2 separate regions of the Homo sapiens genome follow, and region 1 is linked to region 2. Evidence: chromatin loops called from intact Hi-C (ENCODE). Cell type or tissue: PC-9. All regions are shown on one strand. Links, peaks and the distances in the headings refer to the core of each region. The heading gives the core; the rest is flanking DNA.

Region 1 (8,333 bases), core at 79-8,078, 140 kb before region 2:
TTAAACATATCTTTTTGCTGGGGACACAACTCAACTTTTAACACCTACATTACCAAACTCATTTCTCATTACTCAGCACCACAGACCCCTGGCTTGATAGGGGCATTTGGGGTGCTGGAAAGAACAGAGCAACAGGCAACGTTGATGTCAGCTTTGATCTGTCCCCAGCATTCTGGGATTCAGTGTCAGCCAGTGAAGGCTCAGTGAAAGACAGGGCATCTCCACCTCCGAAGTCAGTACCATGTAGGGTATAAAGAGAGACCTTGGAATCAACTTCCAGGATTCAGTTCCCAATTCTGTCCGCCACTGTGTGTGACTCCTGACATTTCTTCACCTCTCTGGGCCTCAGTTACCTCATCTGTGAAATGGGGGTGATAATGGTACACAGCCTATCAGAGAGTGCTTAGAGCAGCATATGGGAAGCTCTGAATAAATGTTTCCTGCTGACGATGATGATGATTATCCGAATCACTCTCACCTGCAGACACAGCTTTGCCGCTTTTTTGGTGAGATAGGCTGTTCCTGATGGACACGCTGGAAAATTTCCAGTCCCCAGAAAACAGGGCAAGGGCAGTTCCTGATTAGGATAAAGGAAGCCTCTCTGATGGTCACATGCCCAGGTGACTTGTAGGCAGAGGCCAGCCCTGCTTCCTGTCCCCACTTCCCAACTTGCCCTGCTTTTGTGAATGAGCTCTTTCCTAGCTCCTCATCCTGGGTCTAGTTTGGAAGGTAATTTCTCAGTCACTTTTGAGTTGACGCAGGTGGCAGTTTCCTTTATGAACACTCATAACCCAGGGTAAGCTTGACAGGGCAGTTAGAGGCCCAGAAACAAAAGTTGGGAACAACAGCCTTTCCAGCTAGAACTAGAGCTGGCTTGGTGAGAAACAGAAGGCCTCCCTGAGGTTAGAGGCCTAAGCAGACACCAGGTCTGGCCTTCCACATCCCTGCTGGGTGGAGCAAGACTGTCAGCACTTAGGAAGTGCCTTGCACGTTGATCTTTGGGAAGCGAGGGGCTCCTGTCATCTGCGTCCAGACTTCTCCATTCTCAGGTGGACCGCACATGGCCTGGCCAGGCCAGGCCAGGCCCTGAGTGGTGACTGTTGCTGCTGCTGCAGCTGCTTTTGACATTATTGTCTGTAGAATAAAGGTAGAGGCTGGTGGGACCGCTGCAGCCATTCCCTGCCCAAGCCTGACCCTAAGTGCATCTGAGAGTGCTCTGCGTTGAACCAGGAGGGGTCAGGCCCGGACTCTCTAGGCCCCTTTTCAGACACACCCTCCCTGACTTTGAGTCTTCCCCTTTTCAGGCCTGGAAGAGAACAAGGCTTCTTTTTGTTTTTTGTTTTGTTTTGTTTTGTTTTGATGAAGTCTCCACGGGGTTTCACCGTGTTGGCCAGGCTGGTCTTGAACTCCTGGCCTCAAGTGATCCACCTGCCTCGGCCTCCCAAAGTGCTGGGATTACAGGCATGAGCCACCGTGCCCGGCCTGAAACATTGTTATATGGCACATAACTGTATATGTATGTTTTACTTATTTTTTTATCTTTATTTTTTTGAGACAGTCTTGCTCTGTCACCCAGGCTGGACCACAGCAGCACCATCTCCGCTCACTGCAACCTCCACCTCCAGGGCTCAGGCAATTATTCTGCCTCAGCCTCCTGAGTAGCTGGAATTACAGGCGCCCACCATCACGCTTGGCTAATTTTTGTATTTTTGTAGAGGTGGGGTTTCACCATGTTGTCCAGGCTGGTCTCAAACTCCTAACGTCAGGTGATCTGCTCACATTGGCCTCCCAAAGTGCTGGGATTACAGGTGTGAGCCACCACACCTGGCCATCTTTCTGTTTTGTTTTGTTTTGTTGCTTTTGCTTTTCTTTAAGGGAGTGGAGATTTCTAGGAAAGGCATAATTATGGAGACAAAAAGCAGACCATTGTTTGCCTGGAGCTGGGGTTGACTGCAGATGGGCAAATGACAAAATGGACATGTTTGAAAACTAGTTTGTAGTGGTGGTTGCACTAGTGTGTAAATTTACTAAAACTTGTTGAACAATACACTTATTATGGGTGAATCGTATGGCATGCAAATGATTCTTCAATAAAGCTACTTAAAACGTATATAGTTGGGGCACAGTGGATTGAACTTGTAATCCCAGAACTTTGGGAGGCTGAGGCGGGTGGATCACTTGAGCCCAGGAGTTTCAGACCAGCCTGGGCAATATGGCAAAACCCCATCTCTACAAAAGATTAAAAAATATATATAGCCGGGTGTAGTGGTGAATGCCTGTAGTCCCAGCTACTTGTGGGCCTGAGGCAGGAGAATGGCTTGAGCCCAGGAGTTTGAGGCTGTAGTTAGCTGTGATTGTGCAGTGGCTCACACCTGTAATCCCAGCACTTTGGGAGGCCAAGTTGGGCAGATCATTTGAACTCAGAAATTCCAGACCAGCCTGGCCAACACGGTGAAACTCCATCTCTACTGAAAATACAAAAATTAGCCGGATGTGGTGGTGCACACCTATAATCCTAGTTACTCAGAGGCTGAGGCAGGAGAATCGCTTGAACCTGGGAGGCAGAGATTGCAAGTGAGCCAGGATGGTGCTGCTGCAGTCCAGCCTGGGTGACAGAGTGAGACTGTCTCAAAAAATAAAGATTAAAAAAATGTACATATGCAGTTATGTGCCATATAACAATGTTTCAGACAGCGCAGTGGTTCACACCTGTAATCCCAGCAATTTTGGAGGCTGAGGCTGGTGGATCACTTGAGACCAGGAGTTAGAGACCAGCCTGGCTAAGATGGTAAAACCCTGCCTCTACTAAAAATACAAAAATTAGCCGGGCATGGTGGCAGGTGCCTGTAATCTCAGCTACTTGGGAGGCTGAGGCAGGAGAATTGCTTGAACCAAGGATTCTGAGGTTGCAGTGAGCCAACATAGTGCCACTGTACTCCAGCCTGGGAGACAGTGAGACTCCGTCTCAAAAAAACAAAAAAACAAACCAAACCAAACAAAACAGGCTGGGCACAGTGGCTCATGCCTGTAATCCCAACACTTTGGGAGGCCAAAGCCAGCAGATCACTTGAGGTCAGGAGTTTGAGACCAGCCTGGGCAACATGGTGAAACCTCATCTCTACTAAAAATACAAAAAGTAGCCAGGCATGGTGGTGCATGCCTGTAATCCCAGCTACTTGGGAGGCTGAGGCAGGAGAATCGCTTGAACCCGGGAGGCGGAGGTTTCAGTGAGCCAAGATTGCACCACTGCACTCCAGCCTGGGTGACAAGAGTGAAACCCGTCTCCAAAAAAAAAAAGAAAAAAAAAATGGAGCCAGCACAGTGGCTGATGCCTGTAATCCCAGCACTCTGGGAGGCCGAGGCTAGAGGATCACTTGAGGCCAGGAGTTCAAGACCAGCCTGGCCAACATGATGAAACCCCATCTCTACTAAAAAACAAACAAACAAACAAACAACAACAAAAAAATGTTTCAGTTGACGACATATCTCACCTGCCACGGTGATCCCACAAAATTATAATACTATATTTTTATTTTACCCTTTCTATGTTTAGATGTTTAAATATACAATTACTTACCATTGTGTTACAGTTGCCTACAGTATCCAGTACAGTAACATGCTATACAGATCTGTAGCCTAGGAGAAATAGACTACACCATTTAGCCTAGGGGTGTAGTAGGCTAGACCATCTAGGTTTGTGTAAGTGCCCTCTATGATGTTCACACAATGGTGAAATCACCTAATGACACATTTCTCAGAATTTATCCTTGTTGTTAAGCAATGCATGACTGTACATATAAAATGAATTCTCTTAAAACCACAATCAGTGAGAGATTACTGTCTTTTAGGTACTTTATAGGACATCCTCAGTGATTCTGAACTTGAAAAAGAAGAGGTAGGGGAGCTGAATTGGAAGCCATGGCCTTTATGTGACCTAGGGTAGATTCATATCCTCTTTGGGCCTTGGTTTCCCCATCTGTGATACCCCGATGCTTTTGGAGGAGATGAGGGATGCCAGGGTGATGGAGCCTCTGCTGTGGTTTCTGTGCCCGGCTCCAAAGGTGCATTGGACCTTCAGGTCATACCAGGCACCACTGTGAGCTTTGTCTTTGCCACAGGAGCACCTCTGCCTTCCTGTCTTTGTACAGAGAATTTCCTTCCTCCAGCCACATGGAGCAGCCAGGAACAGCTGGAAAATCCGGATTGGCCTAGCTTCATTTTCTCCAATCCTGGCCCTTTCTTTGACCTAGACCAGGGAAGCAGCCAAGACACTGCCCTGGAGAAAACTCCCATCTTGGATGGAATGGATGGAGCACCTGCTGGGCATTTACACACTTTGCATAAATGTATGCAGCCCTGATGGGCAGCCTTAGCCCATTTTACAGAGGAGGAAACAGAGGCTCACACACAGAGAGACATTTGTTCAAGGTAACGTAGCTGGTAAGCACTGAGCTTCCTGCTCTTTCCACTAGACCTCCCTGCCTGCAAAGAGGCCAGTCACCTTGCTCAGGTGAGAGCTGGGCAAATTGGCTTATTTGGGAATCACCTGACCTTCTTTTCTTCTGCCTCTCCCAATCGGGTCAGAACACCAGGATAACTAAAATGCCACTCCTCCAGGAAGACTTCCTGCAAACTTCCACCCACTCACCCAGCAAGTGCTGAGACTCACCTTCTTCTGGGTCCCAGCAGCAGAGACCCAGAGGCTTGAGACCCAGGGACTGTGAGTAGCTCCATTTAGGAGCATGGAAGGAATGAGGCCTTGGGAGTCAGAAGACCACTTGCTGGCCTAGCGTGGTGGTTCATTCCTCTAGTCCCAGCATTTTGGAGGCTGAGACAGTAGGATCACTTGAGCCCAGGAGTTTGAGATTAGTCTGGGCAACATAGTGAGACCCCCATCTCTACAAAAAAATTTTTAAAAATTAGCCGACACTTTGGGAGACTGAGGTGGGTGGATCACTGGAGGTCAGGAGCTCGAGACCAACCAGCCTGGCCAACATGGTGAAACCCTGTCTCTACTAAAAATACAAAAATTAGCGAGGTGTGGTGGCATGTGCCTGTAATCCCTGCTACTTGGGAGGCTGAGGCAAGAAAATCACCTGAACCCAGGAGGTGGAGGCTGTAGTGAGCCAAAAAAAAAAAAAAAAAAAAATATATATATATGTATTAGCCAGGTGTAGTGGTGTCCACCTGTGGTTCCAGCTACTCAGGAGGCAGAGGTGGGAGGATCCCTTGAGCCTGGGAGGTTGAGGCTGCAGTGAGCTGTGATTTTGCCACTGTACTTCAGTCTGAGCAAGAGAGCAAGACCCCATCTCAAAAAAAAAAATTAGAAAAGAAGAAAATCTGGTGCTATAATCTGAACGTTTGTGTCCCCACAAAATTCCTACCCTAAGCCCCAAGGAGATGGTATTAGAAGGTAGGGCCTTTGGGAAGTGATTAGGTCATAAGGGTGGAGCCCTCATGGATGGGATTAGTGCCCTTATCATGTTCAGAGAGCTAGCAGCCTCTTCCACCTGTGAGGACATGGCAAGCTGGTACTGCCTATGAGGAAGGGCCCTCACCAGACATAGAATCTGCTGGGACCTTAGTCTTGGATTTCTAGCCTCCAGAACTGTAAGAAATAAATTTCTATTGTTTGTAAGCCTCCCAGTTTATGTTCTATTGTTATATAGCAGCCCCAATAGAGTAAGACACCTGGCCAGGTGGTGGGGATAAAGTCTCGCTCTGTTGCCCAGGCTGGAGCGCAGTGGCACAATCTTGGCTCACTACAACCCCCACCTCCAGGTTCAAACGATTCTGCTGCCTCAGCCTCCCTAGTAGCTGGGATTACAGGCACTTGCCACCATGTCTGGCTAATTTTTGTATTTTTAGTAGAGACAGGGTTTCACCATGTTGGCCAGGCTGGTCTCGAACTCCTGAACTCAAATGATCTACCTGCCTCAGCCTCCCAAAGTGCTAGGATTACAGGCGTGAGCCACCGCACCCAGCCTCACAGTAGGGTTCTGAACAAGGGTGGGACAAGCAGATGTGGCTTAAAAGAAGGTGGCTCGGCTGGGCGTGGGCGCCACTGCACTCCAACCTGGGTGATAGAGCGAGACTCCGTCTCAAAAAAGAAAAGGAAAAAAAAAAAAAGAGTGGCTGTAGCTATGGGGTGGAGGATGGTCAGCTCCCAGTGGTGTTGAGTGGGAGGACAGGGGACCAGCCAGGAGGCTGCAACTGGACCTCCTTCTGTGGGGCCTCCAGGGGAGGGCGTGGCACCAACCCTCCTTTCACCTTTTCTCTGTCCCTCCTTCCTCATTCTTTTTCTGTCCCCTGCCCCACTTCCTGGGGCCCAGAAGAGCCTGCCTATCTGATAAGCTCTGGGGAGTGCCCACTTCATGGCCTGCTGCTCCTGGCAGTCTTTAACTGGTTTCTTCTGGAGATGGTGCAGGGGCTGCATGGTGGGCACACGGGACAGCATGCCTGTGGGGGCGCCATGAGAAGGGGAGGGCCTGAACCCCCAGGGTGGGCTAAGGTGCAGGTAGAAGGCCAGGGGAGAGTCCTGCAAGAGCTACTCCTGGCCGACTCAGACCCTCTTGCCCTTCTTATCGGGCCTGAGGAGCGATAAGGGGCCAGTTCCTGGACTGTGGGTTCTAGGCCTTTGTTTGGGACCGCCAGGAAGTGACTTGGTTTTGCTGTGGCTTAAGCAGTGTGGTTGATTCACCAGGGTGGGGGGCTGGGTGTGCCTGGGGGAGCCCCCAAACACCAGGCCCTGCACCACCCATCACCGACAGGCCAGCCGCTGGGAGGCCACCGTGGGAGTGTGTCCAGCCTCCACATCCGCCTCCTGACAGCTGGCCACAGAGGGAGGATTCCTCACCCCAGGGCGTCTCCTCTTTCTTTACTTTTCAAGCAGAAAACACTTCCAGAATATATTATTCCCCAAATGTGCGAGACACTAGAATGAGTGCTTTGCCTACACCATCTCCTTTCATCTTCACCCCAGTAACAACGGCCCTCAGGGCTCATCGTGGGTGTTATTCACTGTCCACATTTTGCAGAAGAGGAAACTGAGACTCAGAGAGAGGAAGTAAATTGCTCAGGTTCACTCAGCTAGGAAGCAACAGATCAGGATTCGAGCCCAGTCCAAAATCATAATTCACTCCCTTGAAAAGCCAAAAGAGAGAGAGAACAGGGCCAGACGGGGTGGCGTCAGGAGGGTTGTGGGTCCCCTGGCTGCTGTGCAGAGCTTACATCGGGCGCTCAAAGGAGCCCGAGCCAACCACTGCCCAAGAGATTCTACCAAGATGAAAATGGTTCCTCCCCAGCCACAGTTCCATCACCTGCGTGATGGGACGAGAGACTGGATCAGGTGTTCTCCACAGCCGGTTATGAAGTGAGTAACCTGAGTTCATAAATGAGCAGTTGGGCGGGCTCCTCTTCCAGGCTCTTAAATGGGGAGCAGGGCGTGGTGCTCCGGGATAAGAGAAAAGAACAGGAAATTCCCAGCCCAGTGGGAGAGACCCTATTAGTCAAGACAGCAAAGCAATTCCAAAAAAGGGAAGTTTCTGGCTCGTGTCGCTGAGCCACGTATCAGCAGGACTCTGCCCTTTCAGCACTGATCAGTCAGCTTGGATGTTGCTTCTTCCACGGCTACCAAGGTGTCCACTAGACTCCCCAAGTTCACATCTCACCAGCTCTGGCCCTAGTGGAAAGAGTCTCTGGCTGAGAAGTCTCAGAGAAAATCCTGATTGGTTTGTTTTGAGTCACCTGCCATCCCTGAACCAGTCACCATGGTCTGGAGAGGGAGTTTGCTATCGGCCAAGCCAGCATAGCCTGCCTACCCTCTCAGTGGATCTTGCTGTGGGGCGAGCCAGCAGCCCCACATGGATTAGGTGGAGATGGAAGAGGAAGAGGTGGAGGCAGGCAAAAGCCATGAGACCCCAGCCACCCGGGGGCTAGCTCCTCACCCAGCCAGTCTTTCCACACCCAGGCTTTGCTAGGCCATTCTTGTCAGGCCAAGGATGCTAGAGGGTCATCACCAAGAAGGAGCCACTCAGTGTCTTAGTTTAGGTCAGGGGTTTTGAACCTCAGCACTATTGATATTTGGGGCTGATAATTATTTGCTGAGGGGGGCTGTCCTCTGCATTGTAGGGTGTTTAGCGGCATCCCCGGCCTCTACCCACTAAAAGCCAGTAGCAACTCCTCCCTCTTCCACTGTGACCGTCAAAAATGTCTCCAGACCTTGCCATATGTCCCCGGGGGACAAAATCACCCCTGGTTGAGAACTATTGATTTAGGGCCGGGCACGGTGGCTCATGCCTGTAATTCCAGCACTTTGGGAGGCTGAGGCGGGC
Region 2 (8,308 bases), core at 309-8,308:
CTTGTCACCCAGGCTAGAGTACAGTGGAGTGATCTTGGCTTACTGCAACCTCTGCCTCCTGGGTTCAAGCTATTCTCCTGCCTCAGCCTCCCTAGTAGCTGGGCTTACAGGTGCCCACCACCACTTCTGGCTAATTTTTTTATTTTTAGTAGAGACGTAGTTTCACCCTGTTGGCCTGGCTGGTCTTGAACTCCTGACCTTAGGTGATCCACCTCGGTAATCCACCTTAGGTGATCCAAAGTGCTGGGATTACAGGTGTGAGCCACTGGACCCGGCCTCTGTAAGCTTTTTTCTGTGTTTAAAACTTTTCATTTTTGTACTTTTAAAACTTTTTTTTTTTTTTAAACACACACATTAGTCTAGACTTACACAGGGTCAGGATCATCATTATCACTATCTTCCACCTCCAAATCCTGTCCCACTGTCCCACTGGTAGGTCGTCAAGAGCAGTAATGTGTGGAACCGCCGTCTCCTATAATAACAATGCCTTCTTCTAGAATATTTCCTGAAGGACTTGCTTGAGGCTGCTTTACAGTTAACTTAATTTTTAAATAGAAGATGCCCACTCTAAAATATAATGATAAAAAGTATAGCATATTAAATACATAAACCAGTAGCATTGTCATTTATCATCAAGTATTATGTATTGAACATAATTGTCTGTGCTATATATGTTTCTATGGCCGGTAGCCCAGTGGGTTTGTTTATACCAGCATCATCACAAATACATGAGTAATGCGATGCGTTACTGTGACGTCAGTAGGCAACAGGAATTTTTTGGCTCTATTTATAATCTTACGGGACCATCATTGTATGTGTGGACTATTTTTGACTGAAACTTCATTATTTAGCAAATGACTATATTAGCAAATAAAATTGAGCTGTATATAATGAAGAAGTATGCATTATAACCAAGTGGGGTTTATTGCAGGGATGCAAGGCCTCGTTCACTATTAGAAAATCAGTCAACAGCCTGGCTCGGTGGCTCACGCCTGTAATCCCAGCACTTTGGGAGGCCGAGGTGGGCGATGGGCGGATCATGAGGTCAGGAGATCAAGACCATCCTGGCTAACACGGTGAAACCCTGTCTCTACTAAAAATACAAAAAATTAGCTGGGCGTGGTGGTGGGTGCCTGTAGTCCCAGCTACTCGGGAGGCTGAGGCAGGAGAATGGCATGAACCCGGGAGGCAGAGCTTGCAGTGAGCCAAGATTGTGCCACCGCACTGTAGCCTGGGCGACAGAGCGAGACTCCGTCTCAAAAAAAAAAAAAAAAAGTCAAATAGTAAAGATACCACCTCTCCTCAAATTGTCATTCAGGTTTGATGCAATTGCTGTCAAAATCCCAGCAAGAGTTTTTGCAGATAGCAAGATTATTATTTTAAAACCTATATGAAAAGGCAAAGGAATTAAAGTAGCAAAAACAATTTTGAGAAAGAAGTACAACATGGAGGAATCAGCCTTCCTGATTTCAAGACTTGCTGTATAGCTACAGAAGTCCAGATTTTGTAGTATTGGTCAAAGGATAGACATTATAGATCAGTGAAACAGAATTGCAGCCCCACACAAATATGCACAACTGATTATTGACAAAGGTGCAAAGATAAGTCATTGGGGGAAAAAACCTTTTCGGCACATGGTGGCAGAGAAATTGAACATCCCTAGGCAAAACAAAACAAAAGCAAACCCCAAACCAAAAAACAAAAAACCCATATAACTATAAAACTTTGAGAAAAAAACATAGAAGAGAATCTTTGAGATCTAGAGCTAGGCAAATAGTTCTCAGATTTGACACCAAAAACATGATCCATTAAAAAAAAATAAGTTGGATTTCATCAAAATTAAAAACTTTTTAATGTTTTAAGAAGGATGGTCTGTCTCAAAGACTCAACATGGTACATGGTGGTTGGCCTTTATGTGCTGTTGAGGGTTTTCCTGCATTGAAGGGTGCACTCCTGGGTCACCTACTGTCCTGCAAGACAAGCTGTCTTAGCCCTCACACTATAAAAGCCACCCGGACACCGTCTCAAACAGAACTCAAAATGTTGCTGAGACTGGGATCTGGGGGCTGGATTTTACTTTTACAAACAATTTAAAACTTTTTACAGTTAAGAGGATGAATATACAGGCTAAAGACTGGGAGAAAAAATTTGCAAACCATATGTCCAACAGAACACTAGTATCTAGAACATGTAGAAAGAACTCTCAAGTCTTAGTCGTTAAAAAACAGACAAACATTTAACCAAACAACCCAATAAGAAAATGGGCAAAAGACATAAACAGTTTCTGCTGAAGAGAACGTCCATATGACAAAAAAACACATCGAAATTTGTTCAGTATCATTAACCATGAGAAAAATGCGAATTAATCCTAGTACACACTATCAGAACGGCTAAAATAAAAAATATTAATACTGATAACACTAAATGCAGAACGGATGGAGAGAAACTGAATCTGGATCACTCACTCATACATTGCTGGTGGGAATGTAAAATGGTGTAGCTACTTTGGAACACTGTTTGGTAGTTTCTTAATAAAGAAATAGGCTGGGCACAGTGACTCCCTTCTGTAATCCCAGCACTTTGGGAGGCTGAGGCTGGAGGATCACTTGAGCCCAGGAGTTTGAGACCAGCCTGGGCAACATAGGGAGATTGCATCTCTACAAATAATTTTTAAAAATTATACAGGTGTGGTGGTATGCACCTGTGGTCCCAGCTACTCAGGAGATTGAGGCAGGAGGATTGCCTGAGCCTGGGAGGTCGAGGTTGCAGTGAGCCGTAATTGTGCCACTGTGCTCCAGCCTGGGCTACAGAGTGAGACTTGGTCTCAAAACAAAAACAAAAACAAAACCTCAAAAAACAGTACATGCAACTACCATATGGCCCAACAATTGCACTCCTTGGCATTTATCCCAGAGGAATGAAAACTTACTGTATATGAGAGCCACTGTTTTTCCTTCTATAGTCTCACAGCTAAAGAAAAAAAACTTTTCTCATCTTCTCTACTACTCCTCTCAGTATTTCGCTTCCGGTCACCAAAATCTATGGATTTCTGTCCCCCATACTGACAAGTTCTCCAATTTTATGTGGACAACAAGTAGGTGTCCTATAATCAATTCCCTTCAATTCTGACACTATCTACCTGAAGTTAGTGCAGACGCCATTAAGGGCTCGGTCCCTCAAAACTGCCCCTGACTTCAGAGGCCAGTCAGAAGTGGTGGGTCCTCAGGTAACCCACAGCTTCTGTCCAGGTTTGCTACAAATCAGAAGGTCCCATTACCCCTTCCTCATGTTATGTTATTTGCTAGAGTGGCTCACAGAACTCAGGGAAACACTTACCTTTAGCAGTTGTGTAGTGAAGGATATGATAGAGGATACAGATGATGCCCCAGATGAAGAGGTGCACGGGGCAAAGTTTAGAGGCGTTTTGAACACAGGAGCGTCTGTCCCCATGAAGTTGGGGTGGGCCATCCTCTTGGCACATGGATGTGTTCACCAACCCAGAAGCTCTCTAAACTCCATACTTCAGGGATGTGGAGGCTAAGTCACGTAGGCGTGATTGACATTAACTGAGACTACAGTTCCTCTCCCTTCCCTGTAGGATGGGGAGTGGGGCCGAAAGTTCTAAGCTTCTGATCATGACTTGGTCTTTCTGTTGATTAGCCACATCTTGAAAGCTATCCGGGAGCCCACTAAGAGTTGCCTGATTAGAACAGAAGATGCTCTTGTCACCAAGGACATTCCAAGGGGTTTAGGAACTCTGGAACCAGGGGCAGAGACCTATATATATAATTTCTTACTATTTTATACTTATGTTCACACACACACACACACACACACACACCCCTATGCACAGATGTTTACAGCAGCTTTATTGGTAAGAGACAACTAGAAACAACCCAGATGTTCTTCAGTGGGCGAATGGTTAAACTGTGGTACATCTATACCATGGAATATTAGCTACTCAGCAATAAAAAGGAAAAAAACCATTGACAGAAGCAACAACCTGGGTGAACCTGTAGACAATTATATGTAGTGAAAAAGGCCACTCCTAAAAGGTTACATAGTTATGATTCCATTGATGTGACGTTACCGAAATAATAAAATTACAGTGTGGAGAACGGGTTAGTGGTTATCAGGGCTAAGGAGAGTGTGGGTGTGGTTATGCAAGGGCAGCAGGAGGGCTCCCTGTGCTAAAGGGAATGTTCTCTATTTTGATTGTATCAACGTCAATACCCTGGTTGTGAGATTGAGTCATAGCTTTTTACCGTGTTACCACTGGGGAAACTATTTTGAGATGGAGTCATGCTCTGCCGCCTAGGATGCGATCTGGGCTCACTGCAACCTCCACCTCCCTGGTTCAAGCAATTCTCCTGCCTCAGCCTCCCAAGTAGCTGGGATTACAGGCATGTGCCACCACGTTGTATTTTTAGTAGAGACAGGGTTTCACCATGTTGGCCAGGCTGGTCTTGAACGCCTGACTTCAGGTGATCCACCTGCCTCAGCCTCCCAAAGTGCTGGGATTACAGGCATGAGCCACCGCTCCCAGCAAGGGCATTGTTTCTTACACCTACAGGTAAAATCTGTCTCGATGAATTTGCTCGATCATCTTAAAATAAAAAGGTTAATTAAAAAAATGATTGAATATAATTTTTAAAAATGTCAGGCAATACAATAAATGCTGTTTAATGAGAAATAAGCTTCGCTCCTCCCTGCTGTGTTGCTTCCATCAAGGCAAGCTCTGCTACTACTTATTAACCACATTATTTCCACAATTTTATATAGACTCCTGACTGAGGTTCTCTGAATATCAAAATTGGATATTACTTCAATAACATGGGCAAAATTAAGGCTTTCGACCTGCCTGATTTTCCTTGTCAAGGCAGTTTGTCCCCATTTCCCACATGGGATCTGCAGGGCTGGGTCCCATCTCTCAGTTCCCTGAAAGAGATGCAGTGGGCGATGGCTCATGACACACCCTCGCCTGGCTTCTAACATGTCTGTGTAAACCTGTGGCAGGAATCGAGCCCACTGGAAACATGGTGAAGCAGCCAGCCAAGTTCACTGTGGACACCATCAGCGCCGGGCAAGGAGACGTGATGGTGTTTGTTGAGGACCCAGAAGGGAACAAAGAGGAGGTATGTTGGAGGATGCTGCCTCTCCTTTCCAGCACCTCATGGAGCTTTTGGGGCTTGTAATGCGGCCAGGGACTGTGCCTCCATTTTCATTTCAGCTCACAACCAAAAGTGTTTTTTACCAAAAGGATACTGAGGCTTATAGCTGTTAAAGTAACCTGCCCAAGAGGTGAGCCTTGAAATCAAATTTAAATTGATTGCCAGGGACACAGTGTTTAATGAAATAAAGGATACTTTGGATTTAGCAAAGGTGCCTTGTCAGTTGAGGTTTATGTATGTATTTATTTATTTATTTATTTATTTATTGAGACAGAGTTTCACTCCTGTTGCCCGGGTTGGAGTGCAGTGGCACAATCTTGGCTCACGGCAACATTCACCTACTGGGTTCAGGCGATTCTCCTGCCTCAGCCCGGCTAATTTTTGTAACCCAAGTAACTGGGATTACAGGGACCTGCCACCACGCCTGGCTAATTTTTGTATTTTTAGTAGAGACAGGGTTTCACCACATTGGCCAGGCTGGTCTTGAACTCCTGACCTCAGGTGATCCACCTGCCTCTGCCTCCCAAACTGCTGGGATTACAGGTGTGAGCCACCGTGCCCAGCCTCAGTTGAGGTTTTATATACTGATGGCCAGAATAATAAGAGTCTTGCCCTGCTCTCTTCCCACATTGGCCATTCTTTGGTTCCTCCCTCAGAGCCTTTGCACATGCTGTTCTTTCTGTCACTTATTTTCGTAGGACCATATTTTATTCTTGGCATTTAGCATAATTTGCAATTCTAAGTTTACAGATGGATGGTCCATTTCCCCCACCGGGGCAGGGATTGTATCTGACTTGCTCATGTTTTATTTTTAGTACCTAACACTGGGCCCTGCATTTCATAAGCTTTCAATGAACTATTGAGTGGATAAAGGTTTAAGTTTCTTGCTTCATATTCTCTCTTACCTAGAGAGTGCCAGCCTGACACTGGACACTGGAGAGTCCTGACTCTGTTATGCCTCTGTGCTGCATGGTTTTGTTTCTGTGACTTCAAGCAGTTTCTCTCTAGGGGCGTTGTGCAAGAGGGACAGGAGCTCGCCAGCACCTTCAGTGTTTCCGACCTGGCAGCTCCTGCAGAACCCCTGCTGACACAGCATGCTCCTTACTCACACCCGGCACCTTTTCTAACTGTTGCCCACCTTCCCTCCTAGGCACAAGTGACCCCTGACAGTGACAAGAACAAGACATACTCTGTGGAGTATCTGCCCAAGGTCACCGGGCTACACAAAGTAAGATGAAGCAGCATGGCTGTGGCTTGGGCTGCTCTGGGGCTAGGAGAAGAAAGATAGCCCAGGAAGAAGAGTGTTTTTCTTAAGTGAATTTCTGATTTTCCTTTCTGATTATAGAAGGATCTATGCTCATGATAGAAAATTGGAATCACTAGGATTCCCTCTACTAGCTAGGATGAGTTGTTTGCAATGTCGTAAGATTTTTCCAACTCCATCTAGGTAACTAATGGTTGCAGCTGTGTGTCTGGAGTGTAGATGCTGTGGTGACTACACTATAGATGGGTTCTTTGTCCTTGATTCTTTTTTTGGAGACAGGGTCTTGCTCTGTCACCCAAGCTGGAGTGCAGTGGTGTGGTCTCAGCTCACTGCAACCCCCGCCTCCTGGGCTCAAGCGATCCTCTCACCTCAGCCTCCCAAGTAGGTGGGATTATAGGCACCCACAACCACTCCCAGCTAATTTTTGCATTTTTAGTAGAGACCAGGTTTCACCAGGTCACCTAGACTGTTCTTGAACTCCTGACCTCAAACTATCCTCCTGCCTCAGCCTCCCAAAGTGCTGGGATTATAGACATGAGCCACCACACCCTGCTGGCTCTTTGTCCTTAATGCTTTCTTAAGAACTCTCCTTGGAGGTGCTCTGGAGGAGCTGTCAGCATTGAAGGCTGAGGATGGAGTAGTTCAGCTGAATATAGTAGAGGGAAATGGCCCTCTCAGCACCTGGAGAAATGATAGGGATTGAGGCCTCAGGCTCTTTGTCTTGGCAGCCTTTCGAGTTCTGTTTGAGATGACATCCAGGTGACCTATAGGGCAAGGGCTGAGAGAGCCTGTCTTGCAGGAGAGTGGGGTGACCCAGGAGTACACTTTTCATTGGAAGAAAGCCCTCAACAGCACATAAAGGCCAATCCCATCATGTACCTGCCCAGACTTTGGAATACAGACTGTACTCACCACCTTGGGCTTTAGTGAATTCACCTGGAATGATGGCCTTAGCGTTCTCTTAGACTCTTAGACTATGATGCATTTGGAGTAAATGCTCTTGAAGGGAGCATTTATAATGTAATTAATTAATTCCAGTCAAGTATAGGTTCACATGAAACCCAACCCAATTACCCCCCAAAAATTTCAGAGATGAGAACAGTGACTCAAGTTTTAGATGGAAATCATTCTACTTTGTCCCAAATCCATGTATCTAAGAATGATTTTCGTCCCTTGAAAAAACAGTTTGGCTGTGGATTTGAAATCCTGGAACTGCATATTTTATTCTGAGGGATAGTGGCCCATTCAGCCCCCGAAAGGACTCAATGTCCAGAGATTGAAATGTGTTTGTTTCCTATTAAAGAGACTAAGTGTATATAAGGTCAGCATTTTTATTTTGCTAAAGGTGTGATGTCCCAGACCCAGCTGTATGGCTGAAGGGGCCAGGTGGGAGTCCCATTCAGGCTGTTAAACTTGGTTCCAGGGCTCCTTATTCTAGACACCTTGTGTGTGCCATCATGGGAGGGTAGGAGAGGTGATCATCAATGTATGTGGCTTGATGTCAGTCTTGCTGGGCACAGAGAAGTGATTATGTATTTCTCACCTATCTGTCACCTATAGGTCACAGTCCTCTTTGCAGGACAGCACATCTCCAAGAGCCCATTTGAAGTGAGTGTTGACAAGGCCCAGGGAGATGCCAGTAAAGTCACTGCAAAAGGTCCAGGGTTGGAAGCTGTAGGGAACATCGCCAATAAGCCCACCTACTTTGACATCTATACGGCAGGTAACGTGCCTCTCCTCCATGGATCTGACCTTTGCGCTTTCTTCCAGAGGCTGAAATATAATCCTCGGGGACTTGAAGGCCTGACCTTTTGTCTTTTAAATCAAATAAATAATCACAAAGACAATTTTTTCAAATGTGTTATATTAGATT

The links. Hi-C counts contacts between places; a loop is a spot of excess contacts. Peaks named below come from ENCODE experiments on the same cell type or tissue, not always from the same donor. Only the 100,000 strongest peaks of a DNase experiment are listed, where the experiment ranks them.
Region 1: it touches region 2 in a loop (4-fold over the local background); 5 of 110 quality-filtered maps call a loop at or near these places.

The regions. Positions count from the first base shown.
Region 1 is chr3:57,952,562-57,960,894 of GRCh38, forward strand. It overlaps LOC105377104 (a long non-coding RNA gene), which reads left to right and starts at 6,717. Exons shown (of 4, transcript XR_940874.3): 1 at 6,717-7,372. RefSeq lists enhancers at 6,058-6,639, 7,216-7,773. In PC-9, for the core only: no CTCF peak of the experiment used is centred there; DNase peaks (open chromatin) are centred at 3,730 and 6,250; H3K27ac peaks cover 4,216 bases.
Region 2 is chr3:58,089,820-58,098,127 of GRCh38, forward strand. FLNB (filamin B) reads left to right here. Exons shown (of 46, transcript NM_001457.4): 5 at 5,017-5,135; 6 at 6,322-6,399; 7 at 7,996-8,158. Among named protein-coding and RNA genes, the nearest start is that of FLNB-AS1, 77 kb to the right of the region's middle. In PC-9, for the core only: no CTCF peak of the experiment used is centred there; a DNase peak (open chromatin) is centred at 4,142; H3K27ac peaks cover 3,502 bases.